Linked DNA regions of Homo sapiens: all the other regions are linked to region 3. A link is a loop called in an ENCODE intact Hi-C map of the cell type or tissue named here. Cell type or tissue: PC-9. All regions are shown on one strand. Each heading gives the region's core, and the rest is flanking DNA. Links, peaks and the distances in the headings are about the cores only.

Region 1 (4,631 bases), core at 403-4,402, 220 kb after region 3:
TTACAGTCTAGTGAAGAAGAAAAGATAGGTACATGACAAATAAAACAGATTAGAAAATGAAACCTTGTTAAATTTTCTTAAAGGGGCTGTGAAATTTTGGAACAGGAAACTTTTATTTACAACTATGGGAAATCAGAGAAGATTTCATAGAGATAATGATATGGAAGCTGGACCTTGAAGACATAGCAGTGGGAACTCTATTGTTTCCACTTAGTATTGCTGTGAACCTAAAACTGCACTAAAAAATAAAGTTCAATGCGGAGCACGGTGGCTCAAGACTGTAATTCCAGCACTTTGGGAGGCCGAGGCAGACACATCACTTGAGGTCAGGAGTTCGAGACCAACCTGGCCAAAGAAGATTATTTAATCTTTCCCTTCCTCCACTCATAGTAGCAGCTTCTATTGGATTGATACACACTGAAGAAGTTTGCCTGGGCTCCACCCCAAAGAACTGCAATCAGCTTTCACAATTCAGTTGGTCACAGTTAGTGCCATATTGGACACTCCTCAGCCCACCTACCGCCCTGGGTGAGGGAAGTGGGGAAGATCTCTTTTGCAGAACTTTCCTGGAGGTACAGAATTTCAGGTTCTCCTGATAATAGTTAGGCTCAACCAGTTTTTAGGGCATCCTCATTAGGCATATGCATGGCATGGGAAATGGGATACAGAGACCTCCTTTGAGACACTATTCATACTACAGCTTGCTAATCAGGGTGCTAAAATATACTGGTAAACAGCAAATGGATTACAGGCATGCTGAGAGATACTAATCTCCTTGGCACTCACAGCAACTAAGCTGGCTTGTCGCCAAGAGAGTCACCCCCAGCCTTAAGCAGCCTTCTTTGAGGATCTTCAGAGAGTTGAAGGAGCATGAGCAACTGGGCTGGGAGCAGGGGCTCAAACCTATAATCCCAGTACTTTGGGAGGTCAAGGCAGGAACTTGAGGCCAGAAATTCCAAACCAGCCTGGGCAACATAGCGAGACCTCCATCTCTAAAAAAAAAAAAAAATTTTTTTAATTAGCCAGGTGTGGTGGCACATGCCTATGCTCCTAGCTACTGGGGAGTCTGAGGCAGGAGGATCACTTGAGCCCAGGAGTTTGAGGCTGAAGTGAGCTGTGACTGCACCAGTGCACCCCGTCTATTACTTGGATATTGACTTTAGGAGCCAGCTCTCTACGTTATTTCAAAATAATAATAGAGCTACATTTTAAAGAATGTGCCTGCCTTTTTAGAGTGGTCACTTAGAACACACCAATACCAATGAGCATATAGACATATTTAATATATGCAACAACAAAGATTCAACTACTGTCTGCCCAGTGCTTGCCATCAGCCTTGTTGCCATCCTCCACCCTCATCTTGCTGGAGGGAATGCTCTTAGGAACCTATTACATAACTCTTCCTGCAGCTCCATGAACCCCTTGTTCCAGGAGTTTGGATGGGGACTCCCGACAGGCACTGGACAGCCAGCAACTTAAATATCTGTCATCACGTAAGTCAGACACACCTCCCTATTTGCTATTAATGGTTTCTAAGTGACCATCCCAACAATGCAAATGCCTTCTGCAAAATTTTGCTATATTATTATATTGAAATACCTGGTATGGAAAAGTTTTATAGAAATCACATTATCATAAGAAATTTCAGTGTTACAATTATAAGGAGAAGATAAGGAAAGGCTATTATTTCCAATATAATTCATGTGTTATAATTATTTTAAATAATTGTGAAGATTGGTTTAAATTTTGTCATATATTTGTGGGAAGAGAATCTATTGTTGAATATAAAAATATTGAAGAGAATATTATTTAAAAGTCTTAATCAGAAATTACATAAAGCCATTCAACTATAACACCTAATATGAAAAACTTACAGTCACGAAAGCAACTTTAAGGCCTCATTAAAAATTATGAAAATAGAGCTTCCAGATAGCTGAATACATGGAGGTTCCTGGAGGGTGGTGCACCCAGGGAGGGTATGGAAGCTCCATTCCGCTTCCCCCATATCTTACTGTATGCATTTCTTCATCTGTATCCTTTGTAATATCCTTTATAATAAACTGGCAATTTTTTTTTTTTTAATTTAAAATAGAGAGAAAGCCAGGCGTGGTGGCTCACACCTGTAGCCACAATGCCTGGCCGGTAAATGTTTTTTACAAGGAAGCCAAAAACCTAGAAAGAGACGTTTGCTTTATTGATATTGTCTGCAATGAAATTCCAGAGCACTACGACAAAGAATCTGAGGATCCTAAACACTTCAAGTCAGAGAAGACAGGATGGGGACAGTTAAGGGCAGGCTGAATAGATAGACATCAGCCCATCATGTGCTTCTACAAGCTGGAGACCACCAGTGAGGTTGGAGGTCTGGAGGCTTCAGACCAAAGTAGGGCAATTTGTACACAAGTCAGTCAAAGACGACATAGGCTTTTGCATGGGTTGATGAATGGTACATGATAATGGATGATGTTCAGGAATATGAAAAAAACATGCCTGAGCAAACTAACATAAAAAGTTTGCAATCAACATTCCTCGCCTGCAAATGACATAGTGAGTCATGCCCAAACAAGTACATGACAACTGATGAAGTCTGATAATTTGAACGAGCCATTCAGGAAGCCATCAAGAAGAAAATTGGCATTGTCCCACCTGCAATTTCTAGCTCAAGCATTCCCCGACTGCCTTCTTCTGGCAGCAGTCCCCTTCTAGTGCTTCATCACTCCATCACCCCTCGTTCCACAGATGTACCTGAATTGCTGTCAGGTCCCAAATATTGGCCCCGGAAAAAGTCTGCCCCAGTAACACTCATGCTTCCAGACCCTGAGAAAAAAAGCCACCCTGAATGTACTTGGCACATACTCTTCAGATAAACGACGTCAGCATAAATCAGAGTTACTTCATATGGATATCTCATGGGGTTTTATATTTTCATTTTGGCTTGTTTTTAAAAAAAAAAAAATCTGATATAGAAAAAGGTGCTTTGTCACACAAACATGTTCCTTCAACCTCTGAGTGTGCATATGATTAAGTAATTTCACATATGATTCCCTAAGTATGCCACACAGCATCACATAAGATGTTAGCTGTAAGATTTGCAAGGGGGCCGGGCGCGGTGGCTCACGCCTGTAATCCCAGCACTTTGGGAGGCCGAGGCGGGTGGATCATGATGTCAGGAGATCGAGACCATCCTGGCTAACAAGGTGAAACCCCGTCTCTACTAAAAATACAAAAAATTAGCCGGGCGCAGTGGCGGGCGCCTGTAGTCCCAGCTACTCGGGAGGCTGAGGCAGGAGAATGGCGTGAACCCAGGAAGCGGAGCTTGCAGTGAGCCGAGATTGCGCCACTGCAGTCCGCAGTCCAGCCTGGGCGACAGAGCGAGACTCCGTCTCAAAAAAAAAAAAAAAAAAAAAAAAAGATTTGCAAAGGACAGAAGGAATCTTCTGTGGTCATAGCAGTAAGCCTGGGAGGAAGCCTTGTTATTGGGCATTTGATGAGGTTTGCAAGGACTCTGAACATAAATAAGAGGCCGAGCACGGTGGCTCATGCCTGTAATCCCAGCACTTTGGGAGGCTGAGGTGGGCGGATCACCTGAGGTCAGGAGTTCGAGGCCAGCCTGACCAACATGGAGAAACCCATCTCTACTAAAAATACAAAATTAGCCAGGCTTGGTGATGCAGGCCTATAATCCCAGCTACTTGGGAGGGTGAGGCAGGAGAATCGCTTGAACCCGGGAGGTGGAGGTTGTGGTGAGCCGAGATCGTGCCATTGCACTCCAGCCTGGGCAACAAGAGTGAAACTCCATCTCAAAAAAAAAAAAAAAAGAATTACTAAATGAACACTTTGCACCACTTTGTTACAACGTGTGGTAATACATAAAAGGTGGCTGGGCACGGTGGCTCACGCCTGTAATCCCAGCACTTTGGGAGGCCAAGATGAGTAGATCACTTGAGGCCAGGAGTTCAAGACCAGCCTGGGCAACATGGCGAAATCCCGTCTCTACTAAAAAAAAAAAAAAATACAAAAATTAACCAAGTGCAGTGGTGCACGTTTGTAATCCCAGCTACTCGGGTGGCTGAACCCTGGAAGGCGGAGGTTGTGGTGAGCCAAGATCACACCACAGCACTCCAGCCTGGGTGACAGAGTGAGACTCTGTCTCAAAAAAAAAAAAAAGTAAAGTCAATTTCCACTCATCAAACCTGAAATTCTCCAAAATACTCTCAGGCATAATATACTTAATTGTTAAATTTCGAACTGCTGATCATCAATATTTGAATGCCAATAGTTATTAAGGTCCCTATGTTGTTAAGTGTGACTCAGGATTTGGGGCCTAATTAACTCTTTAAACTTTTAAAAATTTTAATATCAATCTTTAGAGGCTCCAAGTGTAATTAATGATAACTTATTTATGCTTTCCACAGAATTTAATAAAGATTCCACTTAGAATAGAAGAAGAAGATAGTGCACAAAAGGATTTGGTTAGAAATTGAATCGATTTATGGCAATGAACTGCTTCCTGCTCTGTATCAAGAAATGATTCATTTGGCTGAGGATGCACTTCCCTGCAAAGGGGAAACCAATACTGTGCAGTGGAGACGCCTAGGTTTTGAAGACCAACAGATTGAGCTCAATTCTAG
Region 2 (4,631 bases), core at 264-4,263, 590 kb after region 3:
CTCTTTTATATATATATATATATATATATATATATATATATATATATATTCTTCATATATATATATATATTCTTCATATATATATGAAGAATATATATATATATTCTTCATATTCTAAAAAAACTCAAGAGAAATACTTTACTTACATTTACCTATTTGTTATAAAGGGTATTGCAAAGGACACAGATAAGCATCCAGATGAAGTAATACAGGGCAAGGTACCCAGGAAGGGGCACGGAGCTTCCATGCCCCCTCCTGATGGGCCACCCTTCAAGAACCTCCATGTGTTCAGCAATCCAGAAGCTCTCGAATCCTGTCCTTTTGGGTTTTTATGGCAGCTTCATTACATAGGCATGACTGATTACATCATTGGCCATTGGTGATCAACTCAACCTTCAGTCCCTCTCTCCTCCTTCAGGGCAGAGGTCGAGGGTGGGGGTTGAGGACAGAAGACTATAAATTCCAACCCTCTAATCACATAGTTGGTTCCTCTGGCAACCAGCTTCCATCCTGAGGCTATCCAGGCCCCACCACTACCCTAAAACACACACATATACCAGTTCATCGTGACAGCATGCAAATACACATCACTTTGGAGATTCCAAGGATTTTAGGAGCTATGTGCCAGGAACCAGAAGCAGAAACCAAATGTATATATTTGGTTATTATACCATAATATTACATCATTATAATTATATCATAATATTACACCATGTAACCTTCTTTTCAAGCATGAAGCCTAGCCCTGTGTTAGTAAGTGTCTCAGGCCAAGCCACTCAAGAACATTGCCTGTGGTCTATAGGATGCTGGATGGCCTTCTTCAAAGCCCAGAGCTTTCAGTATTTGGATAAATGTGGATCCTTCATGGACTTTGTGTGGGCTGCCTGACCACTCAGGCCTTTGTGAGTTGTGCTAAGAAGGGGGCTAGGGTTCTCTCTGCTCTTCAGGTAGCCACGCTAATATACTGTGGAGTTGGAATCAGCATTCGGGTTTCCTGACTGATCTCCGCATCTGGCTTCTCACAACCACCAATCACACAACATTCCCAGAGCTCTCATGGCAGATGTGCTGGCCCCATTCAGGACTCTCAATGACACCGTCCTCTCTGGAAATATTTTATACCAAATACAGCTATTACAATTGTGACTGTAAAAGAAAATAAATAAGGGAAAAACCTCTAGTTCCTGGACAAGTTTCCTTTTGCATGCTGTATGGAGCAGACCCAACTCCCCCAGCCCAAGCAACATTGATAAGAGTTGGGCTGTTCATACCTGTTACAGGAGTTTCCGCCTGAAGCAAATTATTGTTATTACCAGGTTATAAACCCTTAGAAGAATCCCTTAATGGAAAAGCTAACAGCCCATTAACTATAATGAGTGTCATATATAGGATGCGTTCCAGCAGAGGGAAGGCAACTGTGTTATCTCGGTCTTTGAGCAACCCCCGGGCTCATGACAAGGATGGTCGACACCAGACAGTGAGACCCTCCCGACAGGACAAACCACTCTGCCGTTATATGTGACTCTCTGGTCCCTGCATCAGTCCTGGAGAAACCCAGTTTATTTACAAGACCTGCCTTCCACCTTGAGAGAATGCAACACATCTGGGGGACAGTTTACAAAGAGGGGAAGTCAGCTACCGCCATCAGCAGACGTGAGACCGTTAGCCTCACACACCAGGCTGCAAGGCAGGGCCTGTTATCACAAACAAGCTGTTTGCTCACTGTTTGAATCTATTTCTGGAGACTGTTTACCTAAATGAAATTACTTATCCACTGGGGCAGGGTTCAAAGCTCAAAAGATAAGTGCAATCGGCTGTTAAAAAGATCCAAGCTTGGGAAAATGAGGGGGAAAGAACAAAGTCAGATTAATCCCAGGGGAAGAAAGTCTCAATGCCATAGAAATTACATGGCATTCCTTTAGACCATCAATTAATTTTAATTCCAAAAGTTCAAAGGCACTATTTAAAGGAACTAATTAATAGCTAATATTCTCCCCAGGGTGATCTAGTCTGGTTTACAAGAGCAACGGCATTGATGGGCTGAACGTTCGTTCCTTCTCTTGCTGATCATTACAGGTAACGCTAGCCTGAGTCCATGGAGGACAGATCTGGGAATTCCCATGCATGGAATAATAATGACACTTACTAGTCCTTACTCAGACTCTTGCTAAATTTTAGTTACTCTACCTCTGGGGACGTGGCTCACCGCAGTCATCCTTGAATTACGCTCTGTGGAAAAGTGGACCCTAAAGTCGAGGGTACATCTTGCTCTATGTAAGTTCTAGTATTGTTGTTCTTTACATAAGCTACTCTAGGGGAAAGTTCTTATTTGACTTTTTTTAACCTTAGGTGCAGAGTGTTGAGTTCATCATACTCCCACCTCCATTCAATGTCACTGGGCTGTACACGTGCCTTCTCTTTAATATTTTTTAAATTTCCTTTTGATCTTCCTACTCACTCCCATCCTCTCTCCTCCCACACATAGGCTGCTATCCTAAGGTGTTTAATGTTTATTTTGTTTGTCTGGATATCTCTGTCTTGTGTTCATGTATTTTTCCTTTTGCTCATAATCCTCTTACCCAAGTATTACTTTTATTCCTGTTACAATCAGGTCCTTGTCCATCTGCGTTTTCATTGTTTACGCATTGTAAGTAATATCCATGATAGAATATTTGTGTCCTGATTTTTAACATTTCTATAATGAGCTTTTCTTTTCTTTAGTCTTTGATAGACTTTTTTTCTTATCTCCCTGCACCCCCAGCAGGTGACCACTGCTAACAGCATGGGCAGGGTCTATCTCTCCACACGTCTTCAGGATCACTCAATCCTTTAAACTGGTAGTTACAGAAATGTGTGTGTGTGTGAGAGAGAGAGAGAGAGAGAGAGAGAGAGAGAGAGACAGAGAGAGAGAAAGTGAGAGAGAGAGAGAGAGAGAGGAGAGAGATTTGGTTTAATGAACTGGATTCGTAATCCATAGCTCTGTGGCTTGCTATTCTCATCTAAGAATATGTCATGATCATCCTTCCAGGGCAGTAGATCCGGATCTCTGGCATTCTTTTTTAATAGCTGTCTAGTAATTCATGGGATAGATGGATGTTCAGCAGTTCACCCAACCATCCCTCTACTGACGGGCATTTAGGTTGCACACGGTTTTTTATCACTACAAATAAAGCTGCATATTTATGCACGTGAATCCATAAATACTGGGGCTTTTACATCTATAGGGTAGATTTCCAGGAGGGTGCATAAATTTTTTACCTATATAAATGGTATTAAGTTAAATGCCACTTTGTATTTTTTATTTCTTCACTATGTACTATGCTTTTAATATCTATCCATGTTATAATTTGCAGACCTAATATGTTGGTTCTAACCACTGCACAATATTCCATAGTGAGCCCCCAGTTCACTTAACCTATCAGTCTCCAGATGCCTGTATATAATAGCAGCACAGTGGGTAAGGTGCTTTTTAAATACTACTGAAAGGTTAACGTGCTTAAAAATAAAGCACCAAGCCAGGTGGGGTGGCTCACACCTGTAGTCCCACCTACTACAGGGGTTGAGGCAGGAGGGTCACTTCAGCCCAGGAGTTTGAGGCCAGCCCGAACAACACAGAAGACCCCTATCTCTATAAATAAATAAATAAATAAATAAATATAAAGCATCAAATAGAAAACACGTAATTCCTGCTTTTTCAAACTCTCAATAGACTCGATTTTGGAAAACTGTTATGAGCAAACAGGGCACAAGAAAAAGGAGATCACAGGAATGAGGGGACTTGCATTTGTTGAAAATCTGTGTCAAGCACCTTACAAAAATCTTATTTGATTCTCAATGTAAACTTTGGAGGCAATAGTTTACTCACTGACCAGATAAGGAAACGAAGGGCCAGGTAGATTAAATGCATTCCTCGTACTCATGGTGGGACTGGGATTCAAAGCCAAGTCTTCTTGGCCCTTCCCACTACTCCTTGTGAACTGCAACCCAAACTAATGTCTCACTTTTTAGAAAAGGTCTCCTAAGGGGCATGGGGGATGGGTAGGGAAAGTACATGAGTATCACAAGATTGTCGATCTAAAATTTCATCCAAGGATTCTGAAAACACTGAAAATTGATATTCTTCTCAATGAAAATTAATGGACTTAATCTTCCAAAAAGCTTGGAAAGTCTAACCAATTTCTAGAGCTTTTGTGGGAAGACGCTGGTGTTACCAAGAACAGCATGATTATAGGTTAAATTCAGAGTTTTCCTGATTCGGGGAAGAGGCCAGGCCTCGCTCGCAAAGGAAAGGCCTCAGGAAGCCACGTGAAATGCGGTCAGATCATTAATGATGTTGCTGCGCATGGAAGGAGGGTGAAATGAATGCTCTGGAACAACAACAGATTTCTGCCCAGCGTCCTGGGACTGTCACAGGGTTCTTGTTTGGCACTGGACTTTCTCTTTCTAAATACAAGGGACCTGCCGTGGTAACCTGCTGTGGTCAGTTGTGTGGAAGGATCTAGAAACCATCATAATCCAGCCAGCAGCAGTTACTGGGCATGTATGCCAGGCCATGGGTAAAGCACAAAAGAGGAAGATGAAATGATAAATCAAGGATATTAACTGTTTGCATAATTTTTTGCCCCGGAATC
Region 3 (4,631 bases), core at 242-4,241:
TTTTCAAGTTGGCTCATAAAGCAAAATCCAACCCTGTGCTGAATACATGATACTGTTAAGGTTCTATATATTTAAAGCAACTGTTGAAAAGACAAAGCTAAAACTAAATTCAAACAAACAATTAAATTCAACTGAACTCTATTTCAATTGAATAACAATCACATTTGAGAAAACTAATTTAAGGAAGTTTTGAACACAATATTTTGACTTTTACATTCAAAATATTCATAGTACTTTGACATTATACATACAAAAAAGACTTCAGGTCTGTTTGCAATTGTACCCAACCCCAACTCTGGGGTGTACAATTGCAAACAGACCTGAAATCTTTTTTGTAAGTTTAATATGTGAGAGTGTGTGTGTGTGTGTGTGTGTGTGTGTGTGTGTGTGTTGTCCTGGTTGTGACAATTCTAAAACTACTTCATGTGCTTTGTTTTACAATGTTGATATTGTGGGGGCGGTGGGTGGGTGGCTCTTTTACTGAGGAAGAAAGGAATATTATTTGGCAATAAAAAGGTTAATGCATGTCACGTAACACAGATGAGCATCAGATTCCATTTATATGGAATTCTGAAACAGGCAACATTAATACATGACGAAAGAAACCAGAACAGTGGTTTACTTGGGGGAGCTGGGGCAGAGGTGGTGATGGGGAGTAGGACCTTGTAATTTAAGTATAATCACAATCAGCTTTATTTATAATAATCACTTCATCACAAGGAAGCTTTTCTCAGTATCAATGCATAAATATATATAAAAACACAGTTAGCAAACTTCCAGTCTTTTCCTTCCCAGCCAGTGTGAAATTGCTTATAAAATTTCTGTTGACTTTTGCCATTTATTTACACCTACTGGCAGAATGTCCACCATGGCCAACTTGACTCTGACCATTCCTAAAGTAAAGACTGATCTAAAGGATCTGGAATAAGGTCTACCTGATATTCAAAAAGAGAAGCACAAGCCATCTGCCCTGAGTGATAAGCGGCATGACTTTTTCTTATTATGCAGCACTGTTATACTGTGCAAGAGTGTCCCATACAATGCAATTTACACAGCTGTACTGCTCTCACTGAGAAGATGCCCTTTAAAACAATGCTGTATTTTTGCTCGAAATTTTACATACTTTAAGATAAAGAATGGACTGGAAAGTAATTTCTACTAAAGAAAACTTCTATAAGAAAACATACGGTTTTTAAAAATCTATGAGACTGCATTTCAAAGTATCTTTTATTATTGGCAACTAAAAATTACTTTCTCCAATAATGGCAATCTGCAAAACAAACTGCTGTATTTTCACAGTGTCCAATCTGTTGTTTCTCTACAACTAATAACTTCTTGAATAAAAGTGCCCAGACTTTTTCCTAAAATTCAGATTTTGACACTATAATCTACATTATATTTATATAATCATCTGAATTCCAGTACCTTAATTACAATAAAACATGCACTTTTTAAAAAACATTTTGTGCTTAAAATTTCTTATTGACACAATCAACCCTTTTGTCTATTTTTAATAGTAATAATAAAATTTCCCAGTAGGTAAAAGAAACATACAAATTATGTAAAATTTATTCTAATTGTTGATTATCAATATTTGATTCTCAGAATAGTAGCAGTTTTAACACTTTTACTACAATCACAAGTGCTAGTTCATGTCAGAATAAGTAGACTAAACCTTTATCTGTGTATCTCTCAAGCACGTAAGTTAATGTCAAAAAAACAAAGATAAGATATAATACTAAGCATTTCAATTCTGTGTGGATATTTGTATATTACACAAGCTTTTACATGTCAGTGTATTTCAATCCTTTCCAACAAACTAAACAAACTAAATTTTGATATCTGGTCTTTTTTTATTTTTATTTTATTTTTTTTTAACTCCAAGCTACTGTATATTCTTTCAAATCTCTGTAAATATTCTGTATTTCTAGGTTTTTGGTCCTATTATTTTAGCAATATATAATGACATAATTCTGTATTTAAGACAATGATTTCTTCCAATGTGATTTTTTTTCCCCATATGGATAATATTCTGAAGGGCCATAATATAGCATGCCTGCCAGGGCAGGTTGAGGGGAGGAAGGAAGCATGGTTATAAACAGCACCACTGGCATATATCCACTAGGTGTCAGTCATGCAGTTAGCATCAATTTACATTCTTAATCCTGATGGTCATAAACACAAATTCTATTAAAGCTACCCCTGATTCAGTATGAACATACCACAGAGACTCCTAGAATTTTATGCAATGTGGAATAAAGTCTTGTGACTAGAAGAGCTACTGTTTTGCACTAGTGAGGACTTCAGTCATCAATGAAATGCAGGCTTTTCCGAAGTGCCATTGTTAGTTGAGGACAACTGTGTTGGGGGCAGTTGTGATGACTCTAATCAGTTTAGATTGATATGGTATCTAAATGAGAGAATGATAGGGTATCATTTCAGAGAGTTCTCTTGAAAGATTTAGCTTATGGAAACAGGGAAGCACAATGCAGAATATTTCTTATATATTTAACATTTAGAATATTTCAAAGAATACCCCCTCCCCAAATGCTGATTATATTGAGAATAAAATAGTCTTGGGGAAATTGACTTAAGAACACAAGACATCTTGGGTTGTTGCTACCAAAATCAAAAATTAGTTCTATTCTTTCAGACACCTGATGTATTCTTCTCAGTAAAACAATGTGTGAGTTTTATAGGAGAGGTTCTTAAGGATTCTTTTAGAAAAGTGTCATATAAGGTGCTTACTGTTTCTGGGAAGGCAGTATAATGACTGTCTACTCAGTTATCAGATTGTCTCAATCCAGTTCAAAGTGTTAATTGTCACCGTGGACTATGTTTGAACTCCTTGCTGTATGACTAATCCCAAGCATTAGTCACCATAATCCCAAGCATTCCACACAATTTCCAAATAAATATGGGAGGCAAAATAGAAATAAGGTTCATAAAGATCTTTAGGAAAGGCTTGGTTCCTTCAACAGTAAAATTAACGAACCAAATTAAGTGGTCTCAGATTTTCTTTCCAGCTCTGCTGTTTTGTGATTCTATGATGCAACATGTTGTTTTCCTTAAAACAATGGAAACTTTTTATGATGAGTAGTTGTAACATGTTAGTTGTTCTTAAAGATAGAAAAATGTAAATATGTGTTATCAATTACATTACTCCTCAACCCTGATCCCTGCTTTTGTGGTCTAAAAGTTTATCATTTTTCTCCCTTCTCACACCCAGTGCAAGTCAAGGATTTCTCTTCCAGAGTTATCTTTATGTTGCTTCTATTCCCATTTCTCATTTCCAATCCCAACTCATCATCCACTCCCTAGCCCTGCACTCCCACTTAAAACGAGATCGTCTTTGAAGAAATATTAATTTGGAGATTTAGTGAGATCCTACCCTACTTAAAGTCTGCTGCAGATAAAGTCACAGTCAGGCAAGGAACTATAGTTACAGGATGTTTCCAAGGCATGAGGAGCAGCATATAATACTCTCAGTACTTTTGACACCATTGTGATGATGAGATTTCATAACTGAGAATCAGATAAGCATACAATCTATATCATGCTTGTTGAGAAGATCAAAAAAGTGGAACTTGGAATTCTAAGATGTGCAGATACAACACCTGTCCTCAGAGTATCATCCAGTTTCTATGCATCCTTTTTATAAAACCTTGCATTAATTCAGCTTCTCAACAAATATTTATTGGCCAACTCTATGCCAAGCACTGTGCTGAGCCTTGGAAATGAAGCTGTGAAACAGGCAAAGGCTATCTGTTGTCAAAGGATTTAAAGTCTAGTAGAGAATAGTGATGAATTAAAGCACATAAGGTTCTAATGGGAAATAAAAATCACTGGGTTATTCTTACATAATACAGCACTAGTATGGTTACCAGTATAAATAAAACATAATGCTGTACAGAGCAGACATGTAGATTCTCCCAAGCAATGTGTCCTAAATTGCAGGATGATTTCCATGTAAATTGCAGAGCTATAGTTCCAGGGAGTCTTAGATGCATGAACTGAGACAGTTCTAAAGAATCCCTTCATTCAGTTACTACTTTAGAATTCTGGAAGCCTGTATGAACCTAAGAAATACATTGCTCAGAGATCAGATTCTAGCCCACTGTTTTCATTAATTTTATTTTTATTTCCTCAAAAACCTTATCAAAGTGTGATGCCTTTGAAATGAAAAGCTATTCCCTCCTTCCTTTATACTTTTGATGTTAGGCTCCCTCGGAAAGACTTTAAGTAGAAAACCCTTGGAAGGCCTCAAAGCCAATCCTGCTGTCACTTTGCACAACTTATAAAGGACAAACTAGCTAATAGACTACTAGAAAGGAGAAGTTTATTAAACCAAGCAATTAGCTCTTTACTTTAAAGGGATTTGATGAGACTAAATGAAGTAAAATATAAGAGGTAACTTAAGTTTTTTTGAAAGGGAAGACAAAGTGTTCAGGGCTATAGGAATAAAGGTACAAAGATTTAATGAATATTTGTCCGGTGCTTTACACTTTATAAGTGGTTTTCACTTACTTTATTGGCTCCTCACAATAGCTGTTAAATAAGCAGGGCAGATACAGAGCTTTCTGTGGTCCCTGAATATGGGTCATCAAAGTAACAATGAAACACATACCTTG
Region 4 (4,631 bases), core at 179-4,178, 450 kb after region 3:
GTCAGTTTTGTTTTTCTCTATGTGAACTCTGGGTTTCAGAGCTCCAGCAAGCTCCCAGAATGCATTTGCCTCACAGCTTTGGTACCTCTTTCTTAAAGACTTCCTCCTTGTAGCTGATTGTCACCTCTTAGGTATGACGTTTTCTTTGGACCATTCACTAGACATTAGGAAAGCCAAATGATCATAGCTTTCGTTATATATATGTCTATTTTAGGATGTATTTTAACTGCTTGTGATGGTAAAAGGAAAAATAATAACAAAACAAATAGTCATTCTTTTCCCCTCTGACAGTCACTGGCATTAAAAATCCTAAAGTAGCCAATTGCATCTCTAAGATTTAGGTGGACGAGCTCCCTGGGGCAGGGCAGGGTGGAGTGGGGGTGGTGGGCAGGCAGAGAGGAGTGTAGTAAGTTTGTACATTCTGTTTTCAAGTACAGCCGTCCGCTTTCCTGAAGGGTTCAATCATAACTCGGCTCTTGCAATATGACACTGACATTGTTAATAGTAAATAAAATGTTTACTAGCTGAAAGATTTGGATAAAAGTCTTTTAGATAGGGAAATTTATTTGCAGTGGTTAGTTTTCCAATAGTCTTTAGTTTCTGCTATAGGAATGTTTTTCTTATTTGAATTTTGTCCATTATTTCTTCTGCTTTGACATTTAAAGAAATATCTAATGCTTCTTTTCCCTTTACTTAAGTGTGTGCCATTTGTCCTCTGGCATTCAATATCAGAACCTGGCAGAGGTTTGCTGTCAAAGCTCCCTATAGAGTGGTTGGTAAGGCAACATGCAAATAGGGAGACTGGCCCCATACCCCAGGCCCAGTCAGGACCTCTGCCCAGAGCTTATAACTCCAGCACAAGCCATCATATATGGGAACTCTGTCTCATCACTTTTGAGACTCTCTCTCTCTCTGAATATATACACACACATACATACACACACACACTTCATTTGAAAATGAAGGCTTTATAAACAAGCCAAGAACTGCAGAGCAACTACTGATCTCACATCTCACTTAAGAGACAACAGAGATTTGTAGGAATAGCAAACATTCAGCCATTAAGTGAGGCATACAAAAGGCTGCTGTGTTAACATAGCCCAGAAAACCACGGCACTTCAATCAGAACGTCTTTCTCCTTGTCTGTTTTTCTTTAAAAGAGGACCCTTCCTTTTTGTCCGATAGGAAGTACTATTCTGAATCTACCAGCAAGGCTGGCATGTGCTCTCTTATAAAAGGAAAAGACTTCACCATGCATAGCCTCTTCACCCTAACTGCTCAGTTGTTTGCTACCCCTGGCAAGGATGTTCTAATTGTGCAGTGGAGGGTGTGAACTCGTTGCTTTAACTGCAGTTCCATTAGCTAATCGGAGTCCTGATGTCAGTGTGACATTGTGGTGTAAATCATGAAGGGGTTTTTCTGCCACTTCCTGTGGAGAGAAAACAGTTTTGCAGGATCACCTGATGATTGGCCATTGTGGGGTTGTCTTCTTGAAAAAGAAAAGTTGTTCTGACCTGGGCTGTGCTCAGGATGCCTACATTTTGCCTTTGCTAAGCGATGAACCCCCCAGAAAGGAAGTGTATGGGGGGCACTGTTGGAGTCTGAGTGCTCCCTTCCCTCAGCACTTCTGGAGAAGCCTGGAAATACTGTAGACACAGTTTTGGAGAAGAGAATTCAAAGGGCTTACAAAAGGAGAGTACTTTTTTGTCCACTTCTCTAGAAGAGGCACAGCAACTTGTTGAGTTTGTGTTGTGTTGTGTTGTTTTTCTGCCACCAAATTAGGTGTTCCTATTGTGTGGGAGGTGAAAAAGAGAGCACAAATCTATTAATAAGTAAAGCAACTGAAACAAAGGGAAAAATGAATCCCCATTTTGCTTTTTTGCAACATTACATCCAGTTAATAAAAGAGGCTTACAAATCCAACAGAGATCTGCTTGCAGGAACTAACTAGGAAGAAGAAGAAGAAGAAGAAGAAGAAGAAGAAGAAGAAGAAGAAAAAAAAAATCCAACAGAGAAATTTGATCACTGATTTAAATTGTGTTTGCAGTGCCTAAAGCAAGATGAACGATTCATTCACTGTAAGTCAGAAGGTGACAGTACCAGGTGTACCATTTGCTATATGGCAAATCTACAGCTGCTCTAGAAAGTGAAATAGCAGTGCCTGTTCTTATCCCTTAGTTGACTACCTCATCACTGGAAGTGCTGTAAGAGCTTCAGAAGGGTGGAAAACTAGTAAAAAATGTCCAATTGTGCATCAAAATTTATGCTTATTAATTCTGAAATAAGCATTATAGTCTAAACATCATAAAATTCTTTTTGCTTGGTAGCTGCATAAAAGTTGGTTTTGAAACAGCAAAACCTGATTTTCCTATTATGTGGCAATTCTCCTTCCTGAAGCTGGTCACAATATTTGCTTTATTGCTGGCTTCCTCTAAATATGATTACATACTCACCCACACACACACTGCCACTGGCTGGACTGCAAAGCCTAGTGAAGCAGAACATTTACCTCACATCTTTACCCAAGAGCATTGGTTAAATTGTTCTTCATGAAGTCAGATAAGCAAAAGAAATATCCCAGGGTTCTTCGTACAATTAGCATTCATTCTCAGTGTTTACCTTTTCATATGTAATATTCTAATTTAGAAAAACACTCACTAGACACTTGTCAAATAACTGCACATATCTTCATACTAATGCCTTGCTGATATATATGCACCTGAGGGTAATGCTGGCAAATAAGCATTTCCTAAAATTTATGTAATCATTTGAAATTCAGAAAGGATTGATTAGCATTCAAGAGATGCCACTGTTCAATATTTACACCATAGAGATTTGGCAGAAGCAAATAATGGCATATAAAGTTGATGCTTGTCTTAATTAAATGCAGTATAATAGGTGTTGTGGATTTTTTTTTTCTTCCAGTGAGCAAAGCAGTTTAGCAATGACCAGATGTAATTCATTTTGGAGTTCTAAGTTTGAACTTAATCAATATGAACTTACAGCCATGGAAGAAGTGATTATCATTTGTTATTTGCTGGCACAAGAATATAATTGCCTAAATAGCATTTATTTAAGCATATTTCTGAATACCTTATGCCTAAAAATATTTGTCATATTTTAGCTGTTAATGCTTATCTTGTCATTTTGCTAACTACTGCTATTTAGTGAGATGATTTTTCAGAGACATATTGGCCAGGCAAGCTAGGAATAACCAGCAAGAAAAATCAAGTGAGAATGCCATGTGCTCTTGGTTGATGTTTCTCGCTGCTTTAGCTGTGTCAACCACTCTGTTCAAATCTCAGAATAGAGTGGCTGTCTTAGTACCAGCTCAGAAGAGCGTAGTTGGTTAACGTGGTTAGCCCAGATGCTGCACTCTAGTGGACTCTGGACACCCCAGGGCCTCAGGTCTGTTCTACAATGGACCAAATCAGTGACTCACATCTGAGTCTTGCATTAGATCTTCTTTCTAGTTTACTGATAAAAATCTGATAAGTCTTATCTTGAGTTGTGGCTGTGTTTGGTTAAGAAGGTTAAATTTCAAACAGACCAATCCAAAGCCAGGAGAGAAGAACAAATAGAAGTACAAGGCCTCTCATCAGTATTGAAACATTAAATCACACAAAATATATTGAGTGGCCACTATGCAGAACCATTGTACTAGGCAAGCTATGAAATGACAACATAGAGTCTTTTTTTTGTTTGAGATGGAGTCTCTCTCTCTCCAGCTGGAGTGCAGTGGTGCAATTTTGGCTCACTGCAACCTCCGCCTCCTGGGTTTGAGTGATTCTCCTGCCTCAGCCGCCTGAGTAGTTAGGATTACAAGTGCCTGCTACCACCCCCGGCTAATTTTTGTATTTTTAGTAGAGACGGGATTTCACCATGTTGGCCAGGCTGGTCTCAAACTCCTGACCTCAAGTGATCTGCCCACCTTGGCCTCCCAAAGTGCTGGGATTACAGGTGTGAGCCAATGTGCCCGGCAAGAACTGGCAATATATAGTCTTTCCAAAGAGAAGGAAACTCCTGTGATACAGAGCTGCATTTTGGATCCCCAGGACACTGTTCTGAATAAGGCGTGGTACACCAAGCGAAGAGTCCAAAACATGCCATGCCATCAGCAATGCTGCATGCATCTCTTGTCTTTCTTTCTGTTCCTTGTTTTCACTGAACTAATGCACGTTCCACACACATGCTATTCTCCTTGATTACATTTTATTAATCAGAAAGCCTTTGTCAACCCCCATGTTACATAAATCTCACAGCAATCAGAGGCTTCATGCCTCTTCAGTTTCCCAACTCCTCTGAAAGGAGATGATTTTTCAGAGACATATTGGCCAGGCAAACTAGGAATAACCAGCAAGAAAAATCAAGTAAGAATGCCATGTGCTCTTGGTTGATGTTTCTTGCTGCTTTAGCTGTGTCAACCACTCTGTTCAACTCCTCTGAAAGGAGTTGGGAAACTGCATGGGATCACCTCCAGGAGCCTTAGCAAGGGGCACTGTCCCTAACACCCACATCCCAAGTTACCCAGATTTTGGACAGCACCAATGTGGCCTCAGCCCTGGAGGAACTGAGTCCCAGAACATCAGCATGGAAGAGAACCTATGCTGTTGCTGAATACAAACACGTCT
Region 5 (4,631 bases), core at 202-4,201, 820 kb after region 3:
GTTGGTCAGGCTGGTCTCGAACTCCCGACCTCAGGTGATCTGCCCAACTCGGCCTCCCAAAGTGCTGGGATTACAGGCGTGAGCTACAGTGCCTGGCCCAGGCTGTCCATCTTCATGCTGCTGTGTGCTGACTTCTCAGTCTACTGCAGCTCTTTTCGGGCAGCAATCCTGTCTTCCCAACATTGCTGATTTCAGCAATTTAAATTGTCTTGATTATGTTGATTTCTTAAGGGTTATTTTTAAATGCGATGAAATATTTTATCTTTACATGACTTTTTTATTTTATTTTATTTTATTTTATTTTATTTTCATAGAGACAGGGTCTTGCTATGTTGCCCAGGCTGCTCTCAAACTCCTGGGCTCAAGTGATCTGCCTGCCTTGGCCTCCCAAAGTGCTGGGACTACAGGCGTGAGCCACCACACTCAAACTTTTACAGGACTTCATATAAGTAAATGAACAAATCAATAAAAACCATCTTCTAGAAACACATGACTATTTTTATCCTGAAAACATGATCACTATACATTTCTTCCTTTGACAAATCATTCTTGATACCTGCTGGGTATCTGACACATCTGGAAATGATGAACAAAATAGATACATCATCACTGCCCTGGTGGAGTTCACAGTCTAGGCAGGGAGACAATCCAATAAGAAAACAAACATGACAGCTGCCCGCAGTGGCTCATGCCTGTAATCCCAGCACTTTGGGAGGCCGAGGCGGGCAGATCACGAGGTCAGGAGATCGAGACCATCCTGGCCAACATGGTGAAACCCCGTCTCTAATATAACACAAAAAATTAGCCAGGCGTGGTGGCGGGCGCCCGTAGTCCCAGCTACTTGGGAGACTGAGGCAGAGAAATCGCTTGAACCCGGGAGGTGGAGGTTGCAATGAGCCGAGATTGCACCACTACACTCCAGCCTGGCAAGAGAGAGAGACTCCGTCTCAAAAAAAGAAAAGAAAAGAAATATGACATATTAAAAAAGAAAAACAAGGGCTTCGGTTTTTAAAATTGGCTTTGGAGCCAGATAAACCCATGCTCAAATTTTGAATCTACTGTTTACTAGCCCTGTGACCTTGAACACGTTGCTTAACCTCTCTCTCTCTCGGTTTCCTTGCTTGTAAAGTAACAATAACAATAGTATTTTTCATACCTGGCTGGAGTGAGGATTAGATGACATAATATATGCAAAGCCTTTAGAACAGTGCCTGACATATAGTGATATCTCAGTAAACAATAACTTCTGTGATTATTATTATTAATAAAGCTCTCTTTTAAGGCATCATCTCCAACCACGTCTAATGAATTGCCACTCAGTATTTGGTTCTCTGAAAAAGAAAACACATAGCTATGAATTAAAACTAAGCAACAAACAAAACATTACCTAACTTCCATTCTAGGCTGGACAGTCTTATGAGCACTTCAAGGATAAACACTGCTAGAAATTCTCCCATTAGCTTTCAGTATCTCTGGATGTCTCTGAGTGAATGAGTGAATGTCTCATTCTTTTTTTTTTTTTTTTTTTTGAGACGGAGTCTCGCTCTGTCGCTCAGGCTGGAGTGCAGTGGCACGATCTCAGCTCACTGCAACCTCTGCCCTCTGGGTTCAAGCAATTCTGCCTCAGGCTCCCAAGTAGCTGGGACTACAGGCGCCCGCCATGACGCCCGGCTAATTTTTGCATTTTTAGTAGAGACAGGTTTTCACCATGTTGGCCTGGTTTGTCTCGAAGTCCTGGCCTCAAGCCATCCGCCCACTATGGCCTCCTAAATTGCTGGGATTACAGGCGTGAGCCACCATGCCTGGCGTTTTTGTGTTTCGTTTTCTTTTGTTTGTTTGTTTTAGACAGTCTTACACTGTCGCCCAGGCTGGTGTGCAGTGGCGCGATCTCGGCTCATTGCAACCTCTGCGTCCCGGGTTCAAGTGATTCTCCTGCCTCAGCCTTCCAAGTAGCTAGGATTGCAGGCACCCGCCACCACGCCCACCTATTTTTTTTTTTTTTTTTTTTTTTTTGTATTTTTAATAGAGACGGGGTTTCACTATGTTGGCCAGGCTGGTCTCAAAGTCCTCACCTCGTGAGCCGCCTGCCTCAGCCTCCCAAAGTGCTGGGATTACAGGCGTGAGCCACCGCGCCCAGCCTTTTTTTTTTTTTAACCAGGAAAAAAATGAGAATTTTATCAGCAGCTTCAATCAAGACCAGCTCCCAAATGTGCATGGAAAACCAAGAATAGAAATCAAGCTCAAAGGGCACTCAGAAACTGACTCAGAAAACTCCAAGAGCCTCGTGCACACACAGTCAGTGTTCATAAACTTTAATAACTGCATTATTTCTATTGGCCTCAAGGTATAAAAATGGATATAAAATGTCACAAGAGAACATTTTGAGAGTGTTTAGAGATATTTCTTTTCACAAGTTTAAGAACAAAAAAATTAATATTTTTATGCTGCTTCTTTCATCTCTCTTTAGTTTGTTTTGAAGTTAAGACTTGAAGTCCAAGAGCAAATACCCATTAGTGCCCCAGAGTGGGTCATCATATTCCTGTGAGACACTGCCATCTAGTGGCCAATGTGAACACAACAGTGGATGGCTAGACCTCTTTGTCCCTCAAACTCGAGGTTTTATTGTGCAAACCTATGCGATTCCTTTCGCTGGTACTCCCACTGATTATACTGCCAATAGCTTCTAGGCTTTCAAATGAATGTTTTTCTTTTCTCAATATGAAGGGCACAAATGGGCTATAATAAAAACCATAAACTACTTGGGTTGAAGAATTAAGTATTTTTTGTATTTGGAAAAATGGTGTTTGGATAGAAGGAAAACCCGGCTAATTTGTAAACAGTGAAAGTGATAGCACAAATCTACTATTTTGAGATTTGAGGGGAAAGCAAGCATTGTGTGAATTCTGTGTCTTAACAGTAATAGCAAATAATATTGAAAACATATGATCAATGCAGAATAGGTCATTTACATGTATGTAAACATGATAGGGGCTTCATATATATTATTTCATGCAGCCCTCACAATGGCACTGCAAGCTCCATTCATCCCTACCTAGCAGCTCAAACAGATGAAACTTACACAGCTAGTAGGTGAGGATTCAAGACCAAGACTGTATTTTCCTGAAGGCAGATACTCTGAAGTCCTATCTTCTTAGCTAGTATCTGGCACATAATGACTGTTCAGTAAGTATTTATGAATGAATGAGTGCATGAAGAAATGAATGAGTCCTGCCCAGGCACGGTGGCTCACGCCTGTAATCCCAGCACTTTGGGAGGCTGAGGCGGGAGAATGACTTGAGGTCAGGATTTCAAGACTAGCCTGGCCAACATGGTAAAACACTGTCTCTACTGAAAATACAAAAATTAGCCAGGTGTGGTGGCAGGTGCCTGTAATCCCAGCTACTCAGGAGGCTAAGGCAGGAGAATCACTTGAACTCGAGAAGTGGAGGTTGCAGTGCGCCAAGACCGTGCCATTGCACTCCAGCCTGGGTGACAAGAGTGAAACTCCATCTCAAAAAAAAAAAAAGAAAAAGAAAAAGAAAGAAAGAAATGAGTCCTATGGCAGAAACCACTAGTAATCACCAACATCTGTGCTCCTCACTTCTTCCTGGGCACACTGCTAGACTGCATTTTCCAGTCTCCTTTGAGGTTAGGTGTGGACAAGGGACTAAATTCTACCCATTGGAAACATTACGTCCAGACCTGGCCTATTAAAACATTCTACATGGGATGCTCCTTTTCTTTTCCCATCTGCTGGCTGGAAGGAGAAGATCCAAGAACCTAAAGGAGGGTGGAGCCACAAGGTAGAGTTGGATCCCTGCATGACTGCATGGAGTAGAGTGCCCCATTGACCCACATTAAAATGTGACATGAGTGAGAAATAAAGTTTTATTGTGTTAAGCTGCTCAGTGTAAGGGTTGTTTGTTAGAGCAATCAGCTTGCCCAGACTACTAAAACTCCCAGATAGTCCTTTTGAAATTGTGAATATTGGCCGGGCGCAGTGGCTCACGCCTATAATCCCAGCACTTTGGGAGGCCAAGGTGGGCGGATCACAAGGTCAGGAGATCGAGACCGTCCTGGCTAACATGGTGAAACCCCATCTCTATTAAAAATACAAAAAATTATCTGGGCGTGGGGGTGGGCGCCTGTAGTCCCAGCTACTCGGGAGGCTGAGGCAGGAGAATGGCGAGAATCCGGGAGGCAGAGCTTGCAGTGAGCCGAAATCGTGCCACTGCACTACAGCCTGGGCAAGAGTGCGAGACTCTGTCTCAAAAAAAAAAAAAAAGAAAAGAAAAGAAAAAAGAAATTGTGAATATTGCCTTCTCTATACCAGAAAGATATCCAACATTGTTACTACTTTAACTTAAACCCTGTGCAAGTGAATAAAGATCTTTAGATTTACTTTTATAAGTAGCTCACACAATCACTGGACAGTCTTTATAAAATCAGGGAACTTCTCTCCCTCTTTCTTTTTCTTAGATTTCCACTGAAGCTGAGTTAGACCAAAGGAGAAAGAATTTTTGCTCAGTCGGCTTAAAATGCTAAAGTTTCCGTCAGGGTTTAGTATGCAGCCTGTGAGACTCCATGTTTCATGAAATAAAGCTAAGTCTGCTCTCCAACACATCTATTTT
Region 6 (4,631 bases), core at 469-4,468, 340 kb after region 3:
GATGACATCAAGGGGTATGTCACAAGCCAAAGTTTAGTTAGCCTAAGTTAGTTAGCTGGTTTGCAGTTTTTATCCACTAAGTCTGATCTTCTGACCCCTCAGTTTTACAACTTTCCACTCTCTGTGCTGCATAGCACCTCTCCACTTCTGAGTTAATCATTTCTTTGCCATTATCTGGCAAGAATTCTTATCTCTTTTGCTGTCACTTTATAACAGGGTCCTCTTATCAACCTGCATAGAGTCATGTGATGAGTCAAAGCCTATCAAAAGTTTCCATTCTTCTGATTAGAAACCATCATGAAACTGGATACATGGTTTACAGCAGGTCACTAATGTTGGAAAAAGTACAGAGTCCAGGGAAAGACTTGCTTGTAACTTTATGAATTCTGGATTTTTTTTTTTCCTTTGCTTTTTCTTAACTTTCACTAAGGGTTACTGTAGTCTGATGTGTCCTTCCCAAGGCCACGAAATTTGACAAGCTGCACTTTTCTTTTGCTCAATGATTTCTGCTTTAAGCCAAAGAACTGCCTATAATTTCACTAAGAATGTCTTCTAATTCAGATACTGGGGATTTACAAGAGTCTTTAAAGCACGGACTTACACCTATTGGTAAGTAGGAGTTTCTCTATTGATCATCTATTTATTCTGCTACTACATACATATAATTTAATCTTGTTGATGGATTTTGCATTTTAAGTCATGGCTTTTCCTATTATGTTTATTAAAAGCACACAATAAGCCTATGTATATATATCACACATTTATCTTTCTTGCAGTTCAAAAAAAGCAAATGGATATTTCAACATATGAATATTATTCATTATATCTAGTGTTTACTGGTGTCATTCTAATACCCTAATCAGCCAGAAAATATAATTTATACTTTATCAATTTCAACTTTAATATTTTCTGATAATTTTTAATCAGAAATAATAAGCTAAAATTTGAACAATTTGAAACAAGTTAATCATATTGAGTGATCATTGATCAAACTTTAACAGATAGCTGTCAAGTATTTGTTACTTTTCAACCCACACAAAAGTATGGTGTCTTATTCTCTGCTTATACCGTAAAAAATTTTCATTTTATTTTCCTGGGGAATGAAAGTCATGCCCCCACCTCCAAAAAAAAAAAAAAAAAACCAAAAAAACTAGACCATCATTAGTAAAGGATTTGAAGAGCTACTGTTTCTCGCAACAATTAGTATATTTTGTTTTTACAAACAGAAATAAGTAAATAAAGCTACTATTCATTTAAAAAATAGAGTTACAAACTTATGAATTTTATAGCAAGACTACATTCAATTAATTCTAAAAGTAAAGGACTGAAGGGAAGTGATTCCCAGTGATCTGTAATTATTTGTCTGTTGGAAGTCAGGCCCTTCTGCCTTTCCCCAGTTTTTGAAGGACCTGTGCCTTTTCTGGCAGCATTTGCCTAGGCTTTCAGACTGGAATTTCCCTCCGAATTTGCAGGGGCCTGTCATGAGCTCTCTGAGTCTCAGCTCCATTATAACAAGAAAGAAAATCAAGGCTTGAGTTTTTCCTCTTTTTTCCTTCCTAGTCAGCTGACTCCACAGAATGCAGTGGAGTCACAGATTGCTTTTTTTATGGGCCAACTACACCCTAAAGTATATCACTTGAGGAAATGTTTACCAAAAATGTTCTATACTTACGAAAAAGAAAACATGGGGAAGGTAAGCAGGGTGTAACACACAATCAATTGTTCTGCAGATAACACAGAAAATACAGGCACAAGAAAGATGAGAGAGCAGCACACAACCATTTCGCATCTTTTTCGTCGGGCAGAACCGCCGCGGTGCGCAGGCAAGGAGTCCTTCCCGGCAGCTCCGCGCAGCTCCGGTTCCGCGTCCGGGGCCGCAGCTAGAGCGCGCTCGGGCCGGAGACGCGGACTGCGCGCGCACGGGGGACGCGCGCTCGGGGGCTCGCGCCCGCGCGGGCGGTCTTGGGCTCCTGCTGCGCGCAGCCCCAGCTGGCCGCTGCCAAAATAGAGTTGAGCTGGGTCGGGAGACCACGCACGCCGATCCCTCACAGTCTCCCCCACACCCCATGGGTGAATTAAAGAGGGTAAGGTAGGGGAAAGAGACGCTGTTGCACTTTTCTCTGCAACCCTGGAAGAACTGTGTTTCCAGCTACCGCACGCGCAACTCACATCGCAAGGGACCGAGGCGGTACACTCTGAGCGTAAACAGAGAACACCTGCAGCTCTGGAATCGGTCCCACCGCAGAGGGCTGGGAACCGGAGGACTGTCGGTCCAGCCCATAAGGGGCTGCTGGGGACTAAACCTCAAGAAAAGTACCGAAGAAGGCTCTCCCCTGGCCTCAGCGAGACTACCCCAACATCCTAAACCTGTGCAGGCACTTCCGGGCGCCGGATTCCGGGATAACAAAATTCCAGTCAATTTGCCGGTAAAAGAGACCTCTTTCAGGATCTTGTTCGCAGCCACCCGCCCCTTCCCAACCCAAGCACATCCCCTCCGCCTCCTGGTATTGCAGCCCCGCAGGTGGTTGTGAGGTGTCCGCACCTGCAACATCTTAGTGACCCTGAGGCGGCTGTGGCACCGGGAGACAATCTGTTTACCTCGTAGCCTCCACGAGGGTGCTAACGGTCGTTCCCAGGGTGAATGGCTGGACGGAGCCATCCAAAGGGCTGAGGGAGAGGAACAGAGGGCGGTGAGGAGCCTTCGGACTGAACTATTGGATTGAAGGGCCTGACCCGATTCCTGAGGGAGAGATGCCCCTTGAATGGGTCTTTCTGATTGCCCAGGGTAGCCCCACTGGGAAGAACCCACGGGTGCAGCTGTAGAGAGTGTCTGAGGGTCTCGAGGGTAGCTTTCAGATGGCAAATTGCAAGTTGGGCTGTGTTGAGTGGTTCACAAAACCGAGCCCGGTGTATGTAGACATCAGTCAGGGTTTACAATTCTATATTTAATTCAGTTGTGTTGTACTAGGAAATGAGCCTCCTTTTGTTTAAAAAGCTGTCTCCATGGTTTTTAACTAGGGGCTACATCTTGTATGCACACTGATGGTTACATGAAAGTTTTGTATAGATGTCTGTGCTTGTATAGAAAAGCAGAATTAAGATAAAGTTGTTCCTTCTGCCTACCTGCAAGATAATCATTCATTGTAGTGTAAAAGCAGCACACTCAGGTTATAACTAGATTGTTCCCTTAAAGTTAACTAACTCTGGGACACTGGCCAGACTCTTGGTTTCTGGTCTTGGTTTACTTCTTTCTCCCAAGTGGGATGATTCTATTGAATAATATGCAGTACTAACTTTAGAAGCTTTTTATACTTACCTATATCAAGAAAAGAGCCATATCTGTGTGGTAGGAAATGTTATACATAAAACAAATATTTATTGACCACTCCCACAGTGCCCAATATTATGCTTTGATTCATATTAAATTTCCATAATTCTTCAAATTAACTGCATTTGCAGAATATTTTATGCACTCAGTATAATATTGCATATTATCCACAGAAGGTTATGTCTGCATACTTAGGGGTACATGATACACAGTGCAAACACTGTATTGAGTCTGTAATGTGAGTCTTGCTATCTGGTCCCCTGAACACTCTGAGTCTGATTTTATTTCAGTGATAACCTCCAGCAAGCTCTGTGCTCATAAGGATCTCTGAAAGTAGACGTTTCATCAGCGGAAAGTGTGATAGCCATTATGTCACCCTAACCTCCAGCGAGCTTTATTTAGAATGCCAGCCACACAAGCCCATGTTCTGATTCTCATAGTTGGGGCTTAGGCTGCCAGTTTCTTCTATGAAGCTAAACTCTAGAGCCTCCCTTCTTTCCATGCCCGAGTCCATCTCCAAAACAGTGCTTCTCAGATTCCTCTTTTCTGGCCTGGATCCACAGGTAGTGACCAGAGTTAACAGAGTTCTTGGGCCAGGCACAGTGTCTCAAACTGGTAATCCCAATACTTTGGGAGACTGAGGATGGAGGATCACTTGGGCCCAGGAGATCCAGACCAGCCTAGGCAACATAGTGAGACCCAGTCTCTACAAAAAATAAAAAAATAAATAATTAGCTGGGTGTGGGTGTGGTGGCATGTGCCTGTAGTCCTAGTGACTAGGGCTTGGGGGTTGAGGTAGGAAGATCACTTGAGCCAGGGAGGTTGAGGATGCTGTGATTGTGCCATTGAACTCCAGCCTGGGCAACAAAGTGAGACCCTATCTCAAAAAAACAAAACAAAACAAAACAAAACAAAAAAAGGATTTCTTTTTCTTTAACACCTTTTTTTTTTTTTTTTTTTTTTTTGAGGCAGAGTTTCACTCTTGTTGCCCAAGCTGGAGTGCAATGGCATGATCTTGGCTCACTGCAGCCTCAGCCTTCTGGGTTCAAGAGATTCTCCTGCTTCAGCCTCCCAGGCAGCTGGGATTACAGGTGCACGCCACCACGCCTGGCTAATTTTTTGTATTTTTAGTAGAAATGGGGTTTCACCATGTTAGCCAGGCTGGTCCCGAAATCCTGACCTCAGGTGATCCACCCACCTCAGCCTCCCAAAGTGCTGGGATTACAAATGTGAGCCACCACACCTGGCATCTTTAACACCTCTTCTAACAAACCAAGAGAGATTTATAGAGGAAGGGAGAACA
Region 7 (4,631 bases), core at 346-4,345, 500 kb after region 3:
TCACCCCACCATCTGATGAAAGACAGCCAATTGAAAAAGTTGCACTGGGCTGGGCGCGGTGGCTCATGCCTGTAATCCTAGCACTTTGGGAGGCTGAGGAGGGTGGATTACCTAGGGTCAAGAGTTTGAGACCAGCCTGACCAATATGGTGAAACCTCGTCTATACTAAAAATACAAAAATTAACCAGGCATGGTGGCATGCACCTGTAGTCCCAGCTACTGGAGAGGCTGAGACAGGAGAATTGCTCGAACCCAGCAGGCAGAGACTGCAGTGAGCCGAGATCGCGCCACTGCACTCCAGCCTGGGCAACAGTGCAAGACTCCATCTCAAAAAAAAAAAAAAAAAGAAAAGAAAAGAAAAAGTTGCACTGGAGAAACCCAGAACATCCATAAAAATGTCTTAATATTTTTATTAATTTTATTTGTATTAATTAGTTGAATAAAAACAATGTATCCCATATCCAATATTTCTCACTTGAGAAATATTAATTGTTCCAGGCAATGATCTAGTTGAGGAAATGACCCAAAGAACACATACTAGAGAGATTTCATGAAAATAATAGCATCTATGTTTAAGCACTACGTGCTGAGTTTTGAGTGCGATATGCTATGGCAGACAGTTATCTCCCCAAAATGTATCCTCTCTTTTTTTCCTGGACACACAGCTGCCCAGCTGAAGACTATATTTTCCGGCTTCCTTTGTAGTGAGGCACGACCAAGTGAGTAAGATGGGGCTGTGGCAATGGGATGTGAGCTGAAGTGACAAGCATACCTTTTCAGTCTTCTCCATCGGTAAAAGCGAGTCACTTTCCTTAGTCGTTGGCGCCTAGCCCTTTCCCTGGCTGGACCCGAGGTGCAGACAGCAATCCAAGATGACCAGTGATTGAAGAGCAACAAGAAAGCTGTAACCTTGGGTCCCTGAATGGCCTGGTAGTGTCCACAGACCAGCCTCAAGTGACAGAGAAATAAACTGCTCTCTTATTTAAGCCACTATATCTTGGGGTCTCTTTATTTCCAAAGCTTAGCATTTACCTTAATATGCAAACATGATTTCATTTAATCCTCATAACGACCCCTTCTTGTGACTATGAAAACTGAAACTTACAGACGTACATAACTTGTTCAAAGTCCTGCAGTTAGAAAGTGACAGAGTGAGGGTTCAAAAACAGTTCTGATTCTAAACCTCAGGAGTTCGGAACCTGAACCACTTAGCTACAGTGTCTTCCTGAAAGCACACACCAAGGTGTCCTGTAGAGTCAACATTCACTCCAACAACTGAGCATTTTCTTTAGGACCTAAAAGAAGCAGGCTGGGCATGGTGGTTCATGCCTGTAATCCCAGAACTTTGGGAGGCTGAGGTGGGCAGATTACCTGAGGTCAGGAGTTCGAGACCAGCCTGGCCAACATGGCAAAACCCCATCTCTACTAAAAACACAAAAATTAGCCAGGTGTGGTGGCACATGCCTATAATCCCAGACACTTGGGAGACTAAGGCAGGAGAATCACTTGAACCCAGGAGGCGGAGGTTGCAGTGAGCCAAGATCACACCACTGCACTCCACCCTGGGCAACAGAGTGAGACTCTGTCTCAAAAAAATAATAATAACAAATTAAAAAGAAAAGAAGCAATAGTGACAGATACATTTCTAATAATTGCAACACCAAATAACTAGAAATTTTCTTGACCTTAACAAGAGCCTAGACAAGCACAGTTATAACCACAGACATCCAAAACAAGGGTCAGCTGCTCAGTGCCGTGGGAGCATTGACAACACAGACATTCTATGAGTCTTACATAAATGAGAATTTTGAGGTGGTGACCTTTATTTTCTATACCACCTCAACGGGAAACATTGGCATAACCACCACTTATTAGCCCTGACTATGTTGTAACTATAAGAGCTATACTAATTTTTATACCTTGGTTTGATTAGTAGTTTCCCTGTTTATTTTATCACAAAATCACTTGAGCCATGTTCTCTATACATTAATTATTACAGACTACACAAATAGAAAGCAATTATGTTAGAAGAGAAAACATGTTGTGTCGATCATTTCTGCTCACATTACTTTGCCATCAGTGCAGTTAGCAAGGTACTGGCTGTTTAAAAAAATTTTGTCCCAAAGATTTTCCCCAGAAGTAAATTAAGACTGCCAAAAGGTCTCTGCCATAGAGGTGGAACAAGCTTCTATAAATAAGTGTGGAAACACGTGTTACATTCCCCCTGAGTGTTGCTGTAACAGGCTTTATTTCGCCTCTGCTCTTGCCTTGGGGCCTTGTGTTATTTGAGTGTCAAATGTTCCTGCAACTATTGTGTGGCCTGGATTCCAGCCAAGCTCCTTGGGCAATGCCCGATCAGTGCTCACTCATCCTCTCTACTTCCCTTAAAGAAGTCTTAAAGTGGCACAACCACCTGGGGAGAGAGAGAAAGCCTGTCATCTCTCGCTCTCTTTTTTTTTTGTTTTGAGACAAGGTCTTTCTCTGTTGCTCAGACTGGAGTGCAATAGCATGATCATGGCTCACTGCAGACTTGACCTCCCAGGCTCAAGTAATTCTCCCACCTTTGCCCCCTGAATAGATGGGACCACAGGTGTGCACCACCATGCACAGCTAACATTTTGTTTTGTTTTGTTTTCTGTAGAGACAGGGTCTCCCTGTGTTGCCCAGGCTGGTCTCAACCTCCTGTGCTCAAGAGATCCTCCCACCTCAGTCTCCCAAAGTGCAAGGATTACAGGCATGTAATGGATTAATGCAGAATCTAGGAAACAAAACATAGAAGAGATGGATTGTTAAACTCCATCTCTCCCTTTTCGTTTCATCATCTGATTTTGGGGAAGAACCTGCCTTTCCTCAACCTACCAGTAAAAGAAAAGGCAATAAAACACACCATTATCATGGGTTTATTTCACATCTTTAAAAATAATCATCTTGGCTAAACTAAGCAAAAAATAAAAGTGGCATGACAGTGGTTTCTGCTTTTTGTGCTTCTTTTCTGTTTTTGCTTTGTTTCATTTTAATGTAAAGGAAACTCAAATGAGGAGCTTGTTTGTCTTCAACACTAACATTCAGGCTCTTTATCCAGCCATATTTGTGCCTGAAGTGTTATTAGCCAAAGATAATTTTACAGAAGGTACAAGATTTAAATGTGGATGCTGCTTACAAAGGCATAAAAGGCTGAATAACAGATGACTGCTGGGACATGAGAAGTGAGAATCAAAAAGCCAAGGAAGGGCCACCCACAGATAGAGAAAAGAAGACACGGCAGGGGACGGGGGTGGGAGCGGGTGGAGCCAAGATAGCCGAATAGGAACAGCTCCAGTCTACAGCTCCCAGCATGAGCAATGCAGAAGACGGGGGATTTCTGCATTTCCAACTGAGGTACCAGGTTCATCTCACTGGGGAGTGCCTGACAGTGGGTGCAGGACAGTGGGTGCAGCACACCGTGCGTGAGCCGAAGCAGGGTGAGGCATTGCCTCACCTGAGAAGCTCAAGGGGTCAGGGAATTCCCTTTCCTAGTCAAAGAAAGGGGTGACAGATGGCACCTGGAAAATCGGGTCACTCCCACCCTAATACTGCGCTCTTCCAACAGGCTTAACAAACGGCACACCAGGAGATTATATCCCACACATGGCTCGGAGGGTCCTACACCCACGGAGCCTTGCTCATTGCTAGCACAGCAGTCTGAGATCAAACTGCAAGGTGGCAGCAAGACTGGGGGAGGGGTGTCTGCCATTGCTCAGGCTTGAGTAGGTAAACAAAGCAGCTGGGAAGCTCTAACTGGGTGGAGCCCACCACAGCTCAAGGAGGCCTGCCTGCCTCTGTAGGCTCCACCTCTGGGGGAAGGGCACAGACAAACAAAAGACAGCAATAACCTCTACAGACTTAAATGTCCCTGTCTGACAGCTTTGAAGAGAGTAGTGCTTCTCCCAGCATGCAGCTTGAGATCTGAGAACGGGCAGACTGCCTCCTCAAGTGGGTCCCTGACTCCCGAGTAGCCTAAATGGGAGGCACCCCCCAGTAGGGGCAGACTGACACCTCACACGGCCAGGTAATCCTCTGAGACAAAACTTCCAGAGGAACGATCAGGCAGCGGCATTTGCAGCTCACCGATATACGCTGTTCTGCAGCCACCGCTGCTGATACCCAGGCAAACAGGGTCGGGAGTGGACCTCCAGTAAACTCCAACAGACCTGCAGCTGAGGGTCCTGACTGTTAGAAGGAAAACTAACAAACAGAAAGGACATCCACACCAAAAACCCATCTGTACGTCACCATCATCAAAGACCAAAGGTAGATAAAACCACAAAGATGGTGAAAAAACAGAGCAGAAAAACCGGAAACTCTAAAAATCAGAGCGCCTCTCCTCCTCCAAAGGAATGCAGCTCCTCACCAGCAATGGAACAAAGCTGGACAGAGAATGACTTTAATGAGTTGAGAGAAGAAGGCTTCAGAAGATCAAACTACTCCAAGCTAAAGGAGGAAGTTCAAACCAATGGCAAAGAAGTTAAAAACTTTGAAAAAAAATTAGATGAATGGGTAACTAGAATAATCAATGCAGAGAAGTCCTTAAAGGACCTGATGGAGCTGAAAACCATGGCACAAAAACTACATGACAAATGCACAAGCCTCAG

What was found. A loop is a pair of places that touch in the nucleus more often than their neighbours do. Peaks named below come from ENCODE experiments on the same cell type or tissue, not always from the same donor. Only the 100,000 strongest peaks of a DNase experiment are listed, where the experiment ranks them.
Region 1: it touches region 3 in a loop (10-fold over the local background); 3 of 110 quality-filtered maps call a loop at or near these places.
Region 2: it touches region 3 in a loop (16-fold over the local background); 25 of 110 quality-filtered maps call a loop at or near these places.
Region 4: it touches region 3 in a loop (4-fold over the local background); 16 of 110 quality-filtered maps call a loop at or near these places.
Region 5: it touches region 3 in a loop (12-fold over the local background); 55 of 110 quality-filtered maps call a loop at or near these places.
Region 6: a loop joins it to region 3, with 6 times the contacts of the local background. A loop is called at or near these places in 12 of 110 quality-filtered maps.
Region 7: a loop joins it to region 3, with 4 times the contacts of the local background. A loop is called at or near these places in 8 of 110 quality-filtered maps.

What each region holds. Positions count from the first base shown.
Region 1 is chr1:199,906,761-199,911,391 of GRCh38, forward strand. It overlaps the pseudogene LOC100422076. Among named protein-coding and RNA genes, the nearest start is that of NR5A2, 120 kb to the right of the region's middle. In PC-9, for the core only: no CTCF peak of the experiment used is centred there; a DNase peak (open chromatin) is centred at 2,581.
Region 2 is chr1:200,273,904-200,278,534 of GRCh38, forward strand. No RefSeq gene overlaps it. Among named protein-coding and RNA genes, the nearest start is that of LINC00862, 98 kb to the right of the region's middle. In PC-9, for the core only: a CTCF peak has its summit at 2,749; no DNase peak of the experiment used is centred there.
Region 3 is chr1:199,682,733-199,687,363 of GRCh38, forward strand. No RefSeq gene overlaps it. Among named protein-coding and RNA genes, the nearest start is that of NR5A2, 340 kb to the right of the region's middle. In PC-9, for the core only: CTCF peaks have their summits at 2,111 (motif pointing right) and 2,311; DNase peaks (open chromatin) are centred at 2,169 and 2,859; H3K27ac peaks cover 1,691 bases.
Region 4 is chr1:200,128,328-200,132,958 of GRCh38, forward strand. All of the region lies in intron 7 of NR5A2 (nuclear receptor subfamily 5 group A member 2), which reads left to right. Among named protein-coding and RNA genes, the nearest start is that of NR5A2, 100 kb to the left of the region's middle. In PC-9, for the core only: no CTCF peak of the experiment used is centred there; DNase peaks (open chromatin) are centred at 2,454 and 3,454; H3K27ac peaks cover 1,891 bases.
Region 5 is chr1:200,507,761-200,512,391 of GRCh38, forward strand. No RefSeq gene overlaps it. Among named protein-coding and RNA genes, the nearest start is that of ZNF281, 100 kb to the left of the region's middle. RefSeq lists a silencer at 2,591-2,640. In PC-9, for the core only: CTCF peaks have their summits at 2,558 (motif pointing left) and 2,758; a DNase peak (open chromatin) is centred at 2,541.
Region 6 is chr1:200,027,303-200,031,933 of GRCh38, forward strand. It overlaps NR5A2 (nuclear receptor subfamily 5 group A member 2), which reads left to right and starts at 408. Exons shown (of 8, transcript NM_205860.3): 1 at 408-609. The coding sequence starts at 546. RefSeq lists enhancers at 2,072-2,572, 2,573-3,073. In PC-9, for the core only: no CTCF peak of the experiment used is centred there; a DNase peak (open chromatin) is centred at 2,569; H3K4me3 peaks cover 2,609 bases; H3K27ac peaks cover 594 bases.
Region 7 is chr1:200,182,086-200,186,716 of GRCh38, forward strand. No RefSeq gene overlaps it. Among named protein-coding and RNA genes, the nearest start is that of NR5A2, 160 kb to the left of the region's middle. In PC-9, for the core only: no CTCF peak of the experiment used is centred there; DNase peaks (open chromatin) are centred at 1,756 and 2,316; H3K27ac peaks cover 536 bases.